Regions from separate parts of the Homo sapiens genome. Here region 2 is linked to region 1. Evidence: chromatin contacts called from ENCODE Hi-C or POLR2A ChIA-PET data. All regions are on one chromosome and are shown on one strand. Each heading gives the region's core, a stretch centred on a gene start or an enhancer-like site at or near the end of the contact. The rest is flanking DNA. Distances are from core to core; before and after follow the strand shown. Region 1 overlaps GALNT14 (polypeptide N-acetylgalactosaminyltransferase 14). Region 2 overlaps XDH (xanthine dehydrogenase).

Region 1 (6,582 bases), core at 4,059-6,558:
TGTTTTTTTGAGTTTCAGGGAGATTTCCCGAAGGGGTAACTCCTCAGACTTCAAAAGGGGACCAGTCAACAACACTGATGAGAATTCATCTAAACTGCCTTAGCTAATTTATTTTCTTGCACCTTGTTTCCTAGTGAATTCCTGCTAACGTTGACCTTGCATTGTACATTTCATTCATTCATTCATTCATTCACTCACTCATTTGCTCATTCCTTTACTCCACACATTTATTGAGCAATTGCCATATGCCAAGTCCTGTGTTAGGAACTAGTCTCCACTCATGGCCTAGTGGGCCCTAGGAGCTCATGGCCTAGTGGGAGAAATGGACATGAGACCAATTCCTGATGCTCAAATGTGGATTGCGCTAAGGCCATACCCTTGCTCTTGGAATTAATACACGAATTTCCTGCCCTCAGTGTTCAGGCACCCAGCTCCTGCCCTGTCCCTGGTTTGGGTGTAGTTATTTCCATCTTAGCCATGCAGCACAGCACAGGAGTTAGGAGCTGTCCTGTGAAAAAGACAAAATAGCATTAGGCTGGCCTGTGAAGGAGAAGGAATTTACACGTGGCTGGGAGGCAGAGGCTTCTTGAAGGAGATGGCGTGGGCTGCAGTTAGTGTGCTGGCGAGTGGGGCACGTAGGATTTTACCAGGTAGTAGGCATTTCAAGTTGAGGGAAGAGCATAAGGAAATATCAGGAGATAGAAGAGCCAGTGTTTTATAGGAGTAAGCCCAATTTACTTAGGGTGTAGAATGATGGAGGGGAGGAATGGAGGAGAATACTCTGGAAGATAACTTGGGGACATGTTGTGGCAAAGTCTTGAATTCAGGATAAGGAGATTAGAGTTTATTCAGTAAACCCTGGAATGCTTCCATGTTCACACTGTCACTGCCTCATTGTCACAGCAACACTGGGACATGCCCTAAATAACACATTCCTGGCCAGCACCATGGCCAGTAGGAAGAAAGCCAAAGTGTGACAGAGAAAAGAGTACCAGGCAGGAGTGGTGCCCCTGCCCCAAGGCTGGACAACTGTCCCAAACAAAGTGCAGGCTGAACAGGCTGCTGGCCCGGGAGCTAGAGCCTGATATGAGAACTTGGCCTGAAAGCATTTTCATCCTCAGGGTGGGGACATTGGATCTTCCACTGGGGAGTTCGTTCTGAAGTGAGGCAGGAACAGTGAGAAGCAGGAGCTAGTCTTAGGGGAGAAGGAGCTGATAGGGCCTGGAAAAGGACTCTGTCCTTCATCCCCAGACTCACTGCTGGGTTTCCAGACTGAGCACCAGTGTGGGCTGCACAGACTTGAGCAGAACAGCAAGACTAGCAGATTAACTCCACACCTAGGTCAGGGGACCCGGGCTCAGAGAGGTTAGGGGACTTGTCCAGGGTCACACAGCTAGTCCATGCTTGGCTGAAATGCAAAATCAATTTTTCAGATTGTGGGTCCATATATTTTATTTTATTCTGTCACAAACATAAAACTTCTTATTATGTCTAAAGTTCACTGAGTTAGAGAAAGTGTGTGTGTGTGTGCATACGTGTGTGTGTGTGTGTGTGTGTGTGTGTGTTTGACTTGTGATTTGGGGAAAGAGAAGAGGTGATAGATGAGGATTCTGGGTTTCCTAATTAAGATGGTTTGATTATTATATTTTAGCTTTGCCCAGAGGTACTAAAATACTACATTTCAGCCATATAATTCAATAAATAGTGTCATCTGGTGTTCTGCCATCTGGGCCAAATGCCTGTGGGCAGGTAACCCAAGAAGAACCTTGTGTGGCTTCGAAAGGTACCAAGTGGTCTTTGTTCTGGGGACAGATTTCCCTTCTCCCTCCCTAAGTTTGCCTCCTACATTTCACATTACCTGGGGAATGAGGCAGGGGAAAGAGATGTGGAAAGAGATGTAGAGACATTTTCAATGCCCAGGATGGAAAACTGATTTGGATTAAATATTTGCCAGGAATAATTCATTCAACAAATTATTGAGTCTAAGACTATTAAGTATAGATCAGTAAAAACAACAACAACAACAAAAAAAACAGACTGAAAGTGTGCCCTCATGGAACTTGAATGCCCCCAGTGAATAAATCCCTCAGGTGGACAAGTGGGAGCTACCTTACTACCCTCCCCAGGCCCCTAGTACCTCCCCACCTTACAGATCACTTTCCACAGGAGGCATGGTCCCTTAAGCTAGCCTTGAAAATAAGCCCTGGCCCGTGAACTCAGGGTTTCAGTAACACCAAGGGCAGTGTGGTATCAGTTCTCTCGCCTCTGAATTATCTGTCTTTAAAGGACAGAGGAAGAGGGGTGAAGAAGATTCCCTGGATTTGCACTCTGCATTCCGGGGGTGCTCTCCTCAGTGTTATGGGGAACACAGGAGGGGTGGAGAAGACAATACTGTTGAGTTTGGCTGCAGCTTTTGTCTATTTCATGAGCTTTCCATGTCCCAGTTCAGTGGCTTTTGAAATCTTCTTGCACAACCAAAATCTGCCGCAACACCAGAAACTCTCTTCATCTTTTCTCAAGGAAATCTTTTATTGAAATATAAGATACATATGGAAAAGTACACACCTCCTGCAGGTATATCTTGAAGAATTTTTCCAAAGAGAACACACCTATGTTCCTGCATCAAGTACCTACATCAAGTTAAAGAATATTCTGTGTTTGCCAGAAGCCACCCTTATGCCCGTGCCCCATCAGAATTCTCCGTGGCTACCTTGTCTTCAAAAGCTGTAGATTGATGTTGCTTGGTTTTGAACTTTATATAAATGGGATTACACAGTATGTACTCATGTGTATCTGGCTTCCCTCAAAGTTCTGTGCATGAAACTCAGCCACATTTTGCAAGACACAGTTTGTTTATTCTCATTGCTGTGTAGTATTCCTTTATAAGAATATATTACAATTTCTATATCTACTCGACTATCAGTGCTCATTTGGGGTTTTTCCAGCTTGGCTTTTATGACGAGAGCTGCTATGATTAAGCTTCTACTTGTCTTTTGGTGAACAGGCATATGTGTTTCTGTAGGGTGTACCCCTAGAAGCTTCTGTAGATATCATCAAATATTTAATGAAGTACTTACAGCAGAGTCCCTGTTGCACCAAGTCCTCATTATCAATCACTTGCTATTGTCTGTCTGTTTCATTTTTGCCTACCAGGAGGCTGAGTGGTGGTGTCTTATTGTGGTTTAAATTTGCCTCTCCCTGCTGCAATGAAGTGGCACACATTTTCCTAAGTTTCTTGACCGTTTGCATACCCGAGCAAGCGTTTTGCCCCTTCTCTCTGCATCTGTCTATGCCTTTTGCCCAAGAACCAGGCACAGAGGGCCTGGCTGTCAGTTCCCCCCTCAGTAACCTGCCTTTCTTCTGGATATTTTTTGCCATTTTGTCCAACATTGTGAGGCAGCATGATAAAGTAAGGGGAAGAAATAACTGGCCTGAGCCTGCGAAAGTGCATGCCCTTTCTAAGATACTGCCCAACAATGCCTTCAGCTCCCTGGGTGTCTGTTTCCTCCCACGTAACATGAGAGAAGTAAGCCAGAGATGCTTATTAAGGTCAGTTCCAGCTCTGTCTGCTGGTTTGAAAATACTTCTGCCGGTAAAAGCATGCGGAAACTGGCTTAGGTACTAAGTAAGTTGGACGCTATTTCCAGAAACATGAAGCCCTCCTGCTCGGCAGTGGTGCCCCTCCCCCTGCCCTGGATTACTCTTTCCCCTCGCAGACTTCCCTTCCTAACAGGACTCCAGGGCCCTGCAGAGCATCAGAGCCCTTTTTATTGCCACCTTGTCCATTTCTTCATGCAGGCCTTCTCCACCCTCTCATGCCCTCCACGCAGTGCAGGTCACCAGACCTCTCCTAGCCTGAGGTGCACATGTAGGCTGATTTGACATGTCTTCTCACTTATCTGAAAGCCCCGGACCTATTAAACACAGCAGCAGCAGAGATGCTTGCTCCTGGAGTTGGCACATCACGTAGAAGGCAGTTTGACTGCAAACATTGGTGACCTGCCCACATTTTTCAGTCTAGAATAAGGAGCTGAAACACACAGATGTCTTCCCTTTAAAACCTGGATCACTGTCAAGTTCCATTACCATTTGCCCCCAAGTGCTTCAAAGAACCACTGGCTCTTATGATATAACACATGTGCCTCTACTGCCAGGAAGAAATAGGGCTGGTAGGATTGGCTTGAGGAAATTTCAAGGAGGCTCTGTGCTGGGACGAAGGTCCTGGGATAATTCCTACAGGAGAGGATGAACCATGCAGTAAGCCCTTAGAGTAAGACTCTTCATGCCTTGTATTTCTTTAGCCCAGGCTGGAGTGAAGTGGCCTAATCTCGAACCACGGTGCCCCCAGGTTCAAGCGGTTCTCCTGCCTCAGCCTCCTGAGTAGCTTGGATTTTAGATGCCTGTCACCAAGCCCAGCTAATCTTAGTAGAGACGGGGTTTTGCCATGTTGGCCAGGCTGGTCTTGAACTCCTGACCTCAGGTGATCCACCTGCCTTGGCCTCCCAAAGTGCTGGGATTACAGGCGTGAGCCACCGCGCTCGGCCCATGCCTTGTATTTCTATAGGACTTCACGAAGTGCTTTCCCAGCTCTTTCTCATGTCCTCAGTAGCCCTTTGGGTGAAGAGGTCATTGCCATTTCACAGAGAAGGAAGCTGAGACCCAGGCAACGTAACTGGTTGACTGAGTGGCTGGGCTAGGTCTCCTAGCCCTGTGAGCTTTGACATACAACATCTCTGTCACTTACTAGCTGGACCATGGGTGAGTTACTCAAACTCCCAGAGACCCCATTTCTTCATCTGTAAAATGGGAATAATAATGGTCCTCAGGGTGAGGTGAAATAATTGATGTCAAATGCCGAGCCTCATCTTTAACCTCTAGTAAGCACTTGGTGACTGTTTGCTAGCTGTGGCCCTGAGTAGTCAAGTTAGTACTGGCATCAGGAGGGCAGCTGGGGCCTGCTGCAGTCACCCAGGCAAGAGGGGGCATCAGGACCAGCAACAGTTCTGGTTTCATCATCTTTCCTGCTGCTCCGCAGCTGTGGGCCAAAGCAGGTCTGGAAGGCAGGGCAGACAGGTAACAGGGCCAGGGGTGGAGAAACGGGTGACATGGATGAATGTAGAGAGGTCCAGGCTCTGCACCCTGCTCTCCAGCTCTGAGTCAGGGTGCTGCGGCTCATGTGAGTCACAGTGGAGCTGAGAACAAGGTGGGCTGGGTGCAGGGCATGTGAGCAGGGAAGTCCTTAGAGAGCTCTGGGCCTCGGCCTTGGCTCCTGGCTCTGAACATTCCATTTGCCTGAATGTCAGACTTACTTTAAAAACTGGAAAGCAAAATGAGCGAGGAGGCGACTGCAGTGCCACATCTGGTGAAATTTGTGCTTGAAAGATACTGGGGATGGAAGCCAAGGCCAGCAGAGGGAGTGATTTAGAGCCGGGGGCCAGCAACTACAAAATGTGTTTGACAAGAGATGAAAAGAGCGGGAGAGGAGATGACAGCTGGGTGGGGGCTGCTGTGGGAGGGAGACCTCTGAGCCGAGGGTGGCAGACACAGGATGGAGTGCTGAGGGCCACGTGAGGCCCCAGGTGACTGGCAAAGTAAGCAGGCACAATGGGATGTGATGGAAGCAGGAATCCGCTGGGGACTCTGTGGATCACTGAGCAGTGAGGGTCCCACTGGCCTAGTGAGGGGCAAGATCAGTAAATGTCCTTGAGCTTATCTTTGCTGTCCCTGAGGCAACAAGAGGAATCCCTGATCTCCATGGAAACTTTATTGTATTATCCAAACTGCTCTCCCCTCCTGACTCTCATGATAACCGTGGCCTGGCCAGAGCTGGCGTGGTGGTTGAGTCTCTTCTGCTTCCCTGCTCCTCCCTGTCTCTCCTCCTTGATTCCTCATAAGGTGGCATCATGTACTCCTTGTCCCACACCTTCCTGCCCTGCCTCTCAAGGTAGCAAACACCCTCTTTGCTCCCGTCTGCTTCATCTCAGGCCGGGTGCCACCACCCTTCAGACTTTCACCCAAGCCCTGATCTGTGGCATCATCCTGCTCTCCCCCCACTCCCATTTTGTTGTCTCCTCTGAGATATCTCTTGCTCCCTGAGATATCTTGCTGCCAAACTCAGCCGCTGCCCCCTCTCGTCTGGGTGACTGCGGCAGGCCCTAGCTGCCCTCCTCATTGACTCTGGCTTTCTAAATGCAGAAGGATCACTCCTCACCTGAAACTCTTCACATGCTGTGGGCACACAGCTCCTGTCACCACCCCAACCCTGAAGTCAAGGCCGCCCCCATCAGGCCATGGCCTGTGCCGACTGTGCTGTGAGGATTCAGGCCTCATCATTGCTGCTTTCTCTATTCAGGATGCCCTTTTGTGTTTTGGGAGTCTGGGTGGAGGGTGTCTTCTTCAGGAAGACCGCTTGCCCCTCAGACAATTTGGCAGCCCCTCCATCCTCTATGCTTACCCTGAGCAGCACCCCTTGCTGTGCATTGCAGACATCAGCTTACTGTCTATCACCCTTCCAAGCCCCTGAGCAGCTAGCACAGGAATGCTGACTTATCTTTGCATCTCCTGAGCCTAGCACGGTGCCTG
Region 2 (7,612 bases), core at 2,436-4,935, 350 kb before region 1:
ATTTTGTGGTCTGTAAAATACAATTACCGAGTATAACTTTAAATGGTACATTATATGTGCATGATGTCATCAGAGAAAATTACATGAGTGTTCAAAGAAATATGTCCATGCGGTCCAGTCATGTACTAGCTTGATTGTTCTTAGCCCCTGATCATTTCTGACTGTGCCTTCCTGCTGTATTTGGTGTGGCTCCCATCAGTGCTTTCCTGGTGCCACCAGCCCTCCTCGTGCAGAGTTTGCTGCCTGGCCTCCTAGGTCCACTTGATGATGTGGAGGCAGGACCACCTGCCTGAGCCCCTGCCCTGTGCCCTGTCTGTGTTCAGGCTGTTGGAGAGCCGCCCCTCTTCCTGGCTGCTTCTATCTTCTTTGCCATCAAAGATGCCATCCGTGCAGCTCGAGCTCAGCACACAGGTAATAACGTGAAGGAACTCTTCCGGCTAGACAGCCCTGCCACCCCGGAGAAGATCCGCAATGCCTGCGTGGACAAGTTCACCACCCTGGTATGATGCCCCTCAAGCATCCACTCAGTCCAGGGGAGGCCAGGGATAGGCTGGCAAACTGCAGGGAAGGTTCTGCACAGAGGAGAGGTGTTGGGCTCTCTCCTAACCGGGCAGCCTTGCATCAATGGCCACCCTTCATTGTGCATGGTATGAAGCACACACTCGAACTTGCAAGAGAATAATGAGAAACCTCCTTAAAGCTATAGCTTGTAGCTGGGCCTCCTTAGAGATGGGAGGAATGTGTGGTGCACAGTCATAACTCACAGATTTTATTATTTTCCATCTAGATAAGGATGATGGATGAAACTCCAGAGAGCCTAATCTTTAGTATGAGTCAGTCGCTAGCATTTTTTTTTTTAATTTATGTTAAGGACACTGTATGAATATTGGGGGGATGGAGGGAAAAAGAGGAAATAATTAATTAGATCAACCACATTTGTCCTGTGATGATCATGTGCCATTCTGATACTGGGGACACATAGATGTCCTTGAGGACTTTGCAACCTTGGGAAACCAGATGATTCCATTATAGGGTGATTGATTACTGCCTTGGAGGTGTATGTGGCAGAAAGTAGTAGAAGAATTCCGTAGTCATTGGAATCACTTTAAGAAGCACCTATGTGATACTTGTAGTTGGCAATGCCTAACAAAAGAAGACTTTGCTAGGACGGTTGCTTCCGCTTTGGGGATCTCAGAACCAGCCCAGCCTCTGAGTGGTGCTGAAGTGGGCTCTGTACAGTGGCTTTAATTGCCTTTGCAACTGCAACCTGTGTGGAGTTAGCAGGACTGGGTTCTTCCTGATACTCAGGTGGGGCTTTCTCTTTTTAAAATTCGATATGCTTTTTGGATTTATAGGTAAAGTGGGTACATGTGGTCCCAAGTGGGGAGGGCACAGAGGAACCCCAGGGGCAGACAAATCCACCATCCGCAGACCTCAACACAGTGGGTGAAGGAGGCATATGGGTCCCCATTCAGGTCTTCCTTGGGTCTACCAAGAGCTTTAGCTATGGAGTGAGAACTACACAGACCGTGTGGCACTCCCAGGCAGTAAAGATGCCCACATCTGTGCAGCAACCTACCCACAGCCCAGAACCTTCCCACTATGGCTCCCAATGCTGACAATCACCCAAACCCATTTCCCTGAGAGGAGTGGGTGGCATGGCTCCCAATAAGCTGCCACAGTTTGCAAGGCGAGCTCTTTGCCAACAGTCTGATGCAGAACTCAGTCATTTTCGTAAGCTCTCTGTGGCCCCAGACCTGAAACAAAGATCCGTTTCTATGTTACAACATACCAGCGATTTAAAAATTCTTGCCATGGATTTGCATGAGCAGCTGATTCTATGAACTTTTTAAGGACTGTGAGTTTCAAAAGGGATCACATCTGTATTGTTTGTCACCATATCTCCAAAACCTAATAGAACGCCTGCCATGTGGAAAGTGCTCAGTGAAAATAAATGAATGGCTTAGGAAATTAAGGAGTCCTGCCCTGAGGCATTCTCAACAGCTAGGCCTGCAGAGTGGTGCTTGGCCTTGGAATGATGGTTGGCAGTGGTGGGAGGTGAGGTATGCAAGAGAGTGGGAGGAGCATGATCAGCAGACCCTGGCAATGAGAACACTATCATTCCTTCCTAGTGTGTCACTGGTGTCCCAGAAAACTGCAAACCCTGGTCTGTGAGGGTCTAAAGAGAGAGTCCTCAGCAGAGTCTTCTTGTGCTGCCTTTGGGCTTCCATGGAGCAGGAGGAACATACCACAGAACATGGATCTATTAAAGTCACAGAATGACAGACCTGTGATTTGTCAAGATGGGATTTGGAAGACAAGTGAATGCAATGGAAGATTTTGATCAAAAATGTAATTTGTAAACACAATGATAAGCAAATTCAAAACTGTTATGCCTAAATGGTGAATATGCAATTAGGATCATTTTCTGTCTGTTTTAATCATGTATCTGGAATAGGGTCGGGAAGGGTTTGTGCTATTCCCCACTTACTGGACAGCCTGTATAACCTCAAGTTCTGATGGTGTCTGTCCTTTGAAGAGGATTCCCACAAACCTCTAGAAGCTTAAACCGAAGTTACTTTAAATCGTGTGCCTTCCTGTGAAAGCCTGGCCTTCAAACCAATGAACAGCAAAGCATAACCTTGAATCTATACTCAAATTTTGCAATGAGGCAGTGGGGTAAGGTTAAATCCTCTAACCATCTTTGAATCATTGGAAAGAATAAAGAATGAAACAAATTCAAGGTTAATTGGATCTGATTTTGTGAAGCTGCATAAAGCAAGATTACTCTATAATACAAAAATCCAACCAACTCAATTATTGAGCACGTACAATGTTCTAGATTTCTTTCCCTTCCTCTTTGAAGAGAATATTTGTATTCCAAATACTCTTTGAGTATTTACAAAAAAGATTATGTTTAATCTTTACATTTGAAGCCAAAGTAATTTCCACCTAGAAATGATGCTATCAGTCCTGGCATGGTGGCTCACCCCTATAATCCCAGCACTTTGGGAGGCTAAGGCAGGAGAATTGCTTGAGCCCAGCAGTTTGAGACCAGCCTGGGCAACATAGAGAGCTCCTGTCTTTAAAAAAAATTTTTTTAATTAGTTGGTCTTGATAGTGCATGCCTGTAGTCCCAACTACTTGAAAGGCTGAGGTGGAGAGATCATTTGAGCTCAGGAGGTTGAGGCTGCAGTGAGCTATGATTGCGCCACTGCACTCCTGCCTGAGCGACTGAGCAAGATCTTGTCTCTGAAGAAAAAAAAAGAAATAAAAATGCTGCTATCAAAATCAAGCCCAACCAGAGGTAGAAGAGCCAAGAAGCCTGGGTTCTCATCCTAGCTCTGTCTCTTCTGTCTCTATCTTTGTGATCTTGGACTGTCAATTCCCCTTCCTGTGATCCATTTTACTGCAAACATAAGGGTTGCAGTAAAGGGTTGTCTCACGTCTTCTGCTTTAAAAGCCTATAAATATATGACCTGAAAACTCCAGTTACATAAAGGATCTGCAGCTATCTAAGGCTTGGTTTTCTTACTGTCATATGATACCTGGGTCTAATGAACTCTGCTGAGATCACCTCAAGTTTCTGCGGTTGGTAAAGAGAACAAGGGAAGAACAAACATCCCTTTTATTGCTCCAAATGGTGATTTAATCCCTACATGGTGCTGGGTGGACAATGTGTCACTGTCACATGCCTTCACTGTATAAATCCAACCTTCTGCCAGAGAGAATCTGTGGTTCTGGCCATGGAGGGAGGATAGTGGAAATGATATAGTTGGACTGGTGCTTGATGTCACTAATAAATGAAACTGTCAGCTGGTTGGCGTGTGAAAAATGCTTATTAATTATCATCACACCAAATGCTAGTATCTTCAGTATCTTGGCCAGCCTTCATTTCTTGAAAACACACACACACACACACACACACACTTTCTTACAAAAATCCCTCTCCAGAGTATCCTAGATATGCTGGCTGTTGTACAGCATGGTCAAGGTAGAAGAGCTTTAAAAACTAAACGAGTGTTTACACTGAGATCCAGGTCCATTTCAGATGATTTTCTGGGATGTTCTGGGACAGGGCCTGAGACCTGTCACTTGTTTTTAGTGAAGCTCTTGGGGTGAAGCAGTGACACAGAATTCCCTTGTGTGCTTAGGTACCAAGGTGAGAGTAGAGTGGTCATGAAAATCCAACAAGAAAGTGCTTTGTGAACTAGAAATCACTGTGCTATTCAGAGGCATCGTCCGTCTGAGACACCTTGCCTTGCCCTGTTGTCTTAAAGTGCTTCCAGTCTATACAGTGAGATGTCTTGGTCTTTTTTGGTGTTGCACAAGGAATGCAGTCAACACTGCCTGCGGTATCGCCTGGAACCTGCAGAGGGCAGTAGAAGATTGAACAAGGGGCAATATTGTCCAGGTGGCCCAGCAGCATCGCATTTGTTAACCATTAGGTACTGATTTAGGTAGGATCTCTGCATAGACCAGATGTCCTCGGAGGCTTCCCCAAGAGCTGAATTCAAAGCTGACTTAGGGTTTTAGAATGACAAAAGTCTCAAAGGAGCTCTCCAAAGACATGGGTCAGCCGTGGGAGTCTGAGCTCCAGATGAATGGCTAGCAAGGGGAAGGCAATTCTTATTTTCAGAGTATCTGCAACTTGCCAGGTGACAAGGTGAATGCTTTACCTACAGGGTCTCATTTAATCCTCCCAGTGGTTTTACGAGGTAGGTCCTTTAACCCCTATAACCACATGAAGGAGAAGCCCTACCCCTGACCATGCTGAGGGCTTACTCAGAGACATTTACTCCTAAGTGCCCACCACAACCAGCGGGCAGCTCCCTTACAGGCCAGGAAACCTGGTGTGTATTGGGAGTCACCTGCCTGTCAGAGTGGACAGTTGCTAGCCAGGCTCACGGAGGTGGATGGAGGCACCAGGATGCCCACCGTTTCATTTATAGGCAGGCTGAGGATTCTCTTGCTGGCACGGCCAGGGTACTGAGTTGTCATCAGGGCAGCTGATGAGACTCCCCTTACTCCAGAGCTAGGTGGCTGGGAGGCTGGGACAGGAGGGCAGGACAGAGGTTGTAGGAGGAACTCTGGGCAAGGGATAAGGACAGAAATAGTCTTAGCTGATTGATTTATGACTGAGAACATCCCCGAACCCATGGTATTTTTATCTTTTGCGGAGGGGGAGCCTGGAAACCTGTCCATTTGCTGCCTATTTTGGATCGTGGGACAAGATGATTCCTGACATACAGCTTCCTTAAACATGAGGTCACCCTGGTGCCCCCCAGGCCCAGGAGCCTGCCCTTTTGTTTTGTTTCTATCCTGAACTGGGGGAGTACGTGTTCCTAAGGCAGGAGACAGATCCTGTGACAATCTTGTCACCTGAAACAAATCAACCTATTGATGGAAGTGGAAATGTCAGGCACTGCCCAAAGGGATTCTGGCGTCATCTCTGTCCTTGAACTGTCCTGCTCTGGCTTGCACAACCCCCCAGGCCACCTCAGCATCCCAGAACTGGAAAGACCATCAAGTTCAATCTCTCTATTTTAGAGAGGAGAAACATAAGCCCACAGAGAGAAACTGACTCGCTCAGGGTCCTACGGCCCTTTAGTAGCACAGTCAGACTGACAGCAAGGCTGCCTGGTTCCTGGTCCAGGCTTTTTAAAACTTAACCATACACCACTAGTCAACTGAGCCTTCTATTAGGAAACCTGTGGGTCAGGGAGCTGGGGTATATGACAGAAATCTAGTTACACTGAATGGGAAGAAGACAGAGCAAGCTTGAGGCCCAAGATAAACACTGGTGAGGAGGGTAATATGCCTGTATGCCTATATATGCCTATCTGCCTGTGCTCCTGTCACAGGATGCTAAAATGGGATTCTTTCCGCAGCCCCACAGATGGGAAACAAAACAATGAGTGCAAAAACATCCCCTCATTTCAAAGAGAGATGCTGAATCTAAATCATCTGTGCAAGACTTGCGGAGAGATGGCTGGAAACTAATTTTGCCACCATTAACTCCTCATCTACCTCAAGAGTTTAAAAGATTGAAGTACAGAATTTGAGAGATTGGGAAGAGAGGTTTCCTTTGGAGGTAGCAAACCATGCATTCTCCCTGCCAAACAGGAGAGAGTGTGTGTGTGCATGTGTGTGTGAGAAAAGGGGGGTCTCGTGGTAAATGAGATCTGCTTGGGAAGCTGTGGTTGGATTAGACTGAGGCATTAAGGTAGTGAGAGGAAGGGGATGAGAGCCACAGGGCAAGGATACCAGTGTGGCCACACTGGAGGGATCCACCACCCAGGAGGACTTCCTGAAGGGTGTCATGGAACCCCAACAAACAACGGGACCATCTGATGCCCCAGGATCAAAATAGCCTCGGGCTGGCTTGTTCCAGTGTGGCCCATGAGGAGTGCCCACACATCCTTGCCCTGGATCCTTTGTTCCAGTTTAAATTTCCCCCTCTCCCCACACCTTTCAGTAGGGAAGAAGGTGAGCCCAAGAGTGAGACCCTTTTCTTTGAGCCCTGAGTGTTAGTGGGAGGGAGCTTAGGAATGGATACACAGGCTGCAAACATTGCACTGATGAGCCCGTGCATCAGCCCTGGGAGCATAGAGTCTGAGTGGCATGTCATTTGCTCCCCTCCTCCTATCTTTCCGTCTCCATCACATCCTGGCAGATTTGATCCCCTGTTCAGCCAATTGCCCTTATCTGTGGGCTGACAACAAAGTCGTTCTGGTCCATGCATGTGCTCTCTGTTCTTCCTCTCACTAGATGGAGTATTCCCAGGGGTCCTCGTGGTGGCTGACGTTCTTGTGGGACACTCACTACCTTTCCTTGCTTCCCACCGAGGCTAGACTGAGCACCCGCCCCAGGGTGGTGACACACAGCATGCCTCTGCCCACTCTTGGGTGTTAGGAGCTGAGCATAAAAGCACGTGTGGAGTGCTCAAGCTCCTCTGCTTCTCCTCTGCTTCCCTCTTCCCTCTTGGGCAGGTTGCTTAGCTCCTCTGACCTCAATCTGTTCATCTGTAAAATAGGTGTGGATAATCATATCCACCTCACTGGGCTGTTGTGAAGATTGAAAGAATCAGTGGGGTTAAAAGCACTTTTTGGAGTACAGAGTTGTTGTCATTTGCAGGCCTTTGACCATGCCTTAAAAGGGGAAGAGCACCGGGAAATCATGAGTAAGCTTTCCAAAACTTGGATGGAAGGGAAGATGCAGGAATGCATCTCGACCATAATGAGGTGTAGGGTGATGGGTACATGGATTAGCTGTGATCTTAGGCCAGGTAAGAGAAGCTCACCTGCTCCTTTTGGCACAAATGATTGATTAGCATGTCTCAGCTTCTCACGTGAATGTGATTTTCCCAGCACGTTGGGCTGGGTAGGAGGGCCGGCTCTCAGCTCCCTATAGCTGACTAAGTGGCACAGGTGAGATGGAATGAAGAGCTCGTCAGCCTCACCTGGCTATCTTCACAAGCCTTTATCAGAAGTGCAGAAGTCACTCTCTTCTGTTATTCTTGCTGTTTAGTTTTGTCTGACAATGACAACAACTGGCATTTGTATAGCAATTTGAAAGGCACTCCCCGTTGCAATGCTTTCTGTAACTCTTG

The links. A loop is a pair of places that touch in the nucleus more often than their neighbours do. ChIA-PET counts read pairs that join two places held with the same protein, here RNA polymerase II (POLR2A). Pooled maps may share reads with other maps.
Region 2: a loop to region 1 is called in a map of mammary epithelial cell, with 5 times the contacts of the local background. The contact joins two enhancer-like sites. A Hi-C loop is called at or near these places in 7 of 168 maps with a recorded cell type or tissue (B cell, aorta, ascending aorta and 3 more), 1 of 37 single-sample maps with no recorded cell type and 13 of 50 pooled maps. POLR2A ChIA-PET finds 5 or more read pairs at or near these places in 1 of 52 experiments (OCI-LY7).

The regions. Positions count from the first base shown.
Region 1 is chr2:30,978,762-30,985,343 of GRCh38, reverse strand. All of the region lies in intron 2 of GALNT14 (polypeptide N-acetylgalactosaminyltransferase 14), which reads left to right. Among named protein-coding and RNA genes, the nearest start is that of GALNT14, 160 kb to the left of the region's middle. Within about 2 kb of position 5,308, at least 7 of the 41 ENCODE cell types and tissues checked have a DNase peak (open chromatin) inside an H3K27ac peak, as active enhancers do.
Region 2 is chr2:31,330,529-31,338,140 of GRCh38, reverse strand. XDH (xanthine dehydrogenase) reads left to right here. Exons shown (of 36, transcript NM_000379.4): 35 at 324-500; 36 at 2,133-3,820. The coding sequence ends at 2,183. Among named protein-coding and RNA genes, the nearest start is that of XDH, 80 kb to the left of the region's middle. Within about 2 kb of position 3,685, at least 2 of the 41 ENCODE cell types and tissues checked have a DNase peak (open chromatin) inside an H3K27ac peak, as active enhancers do.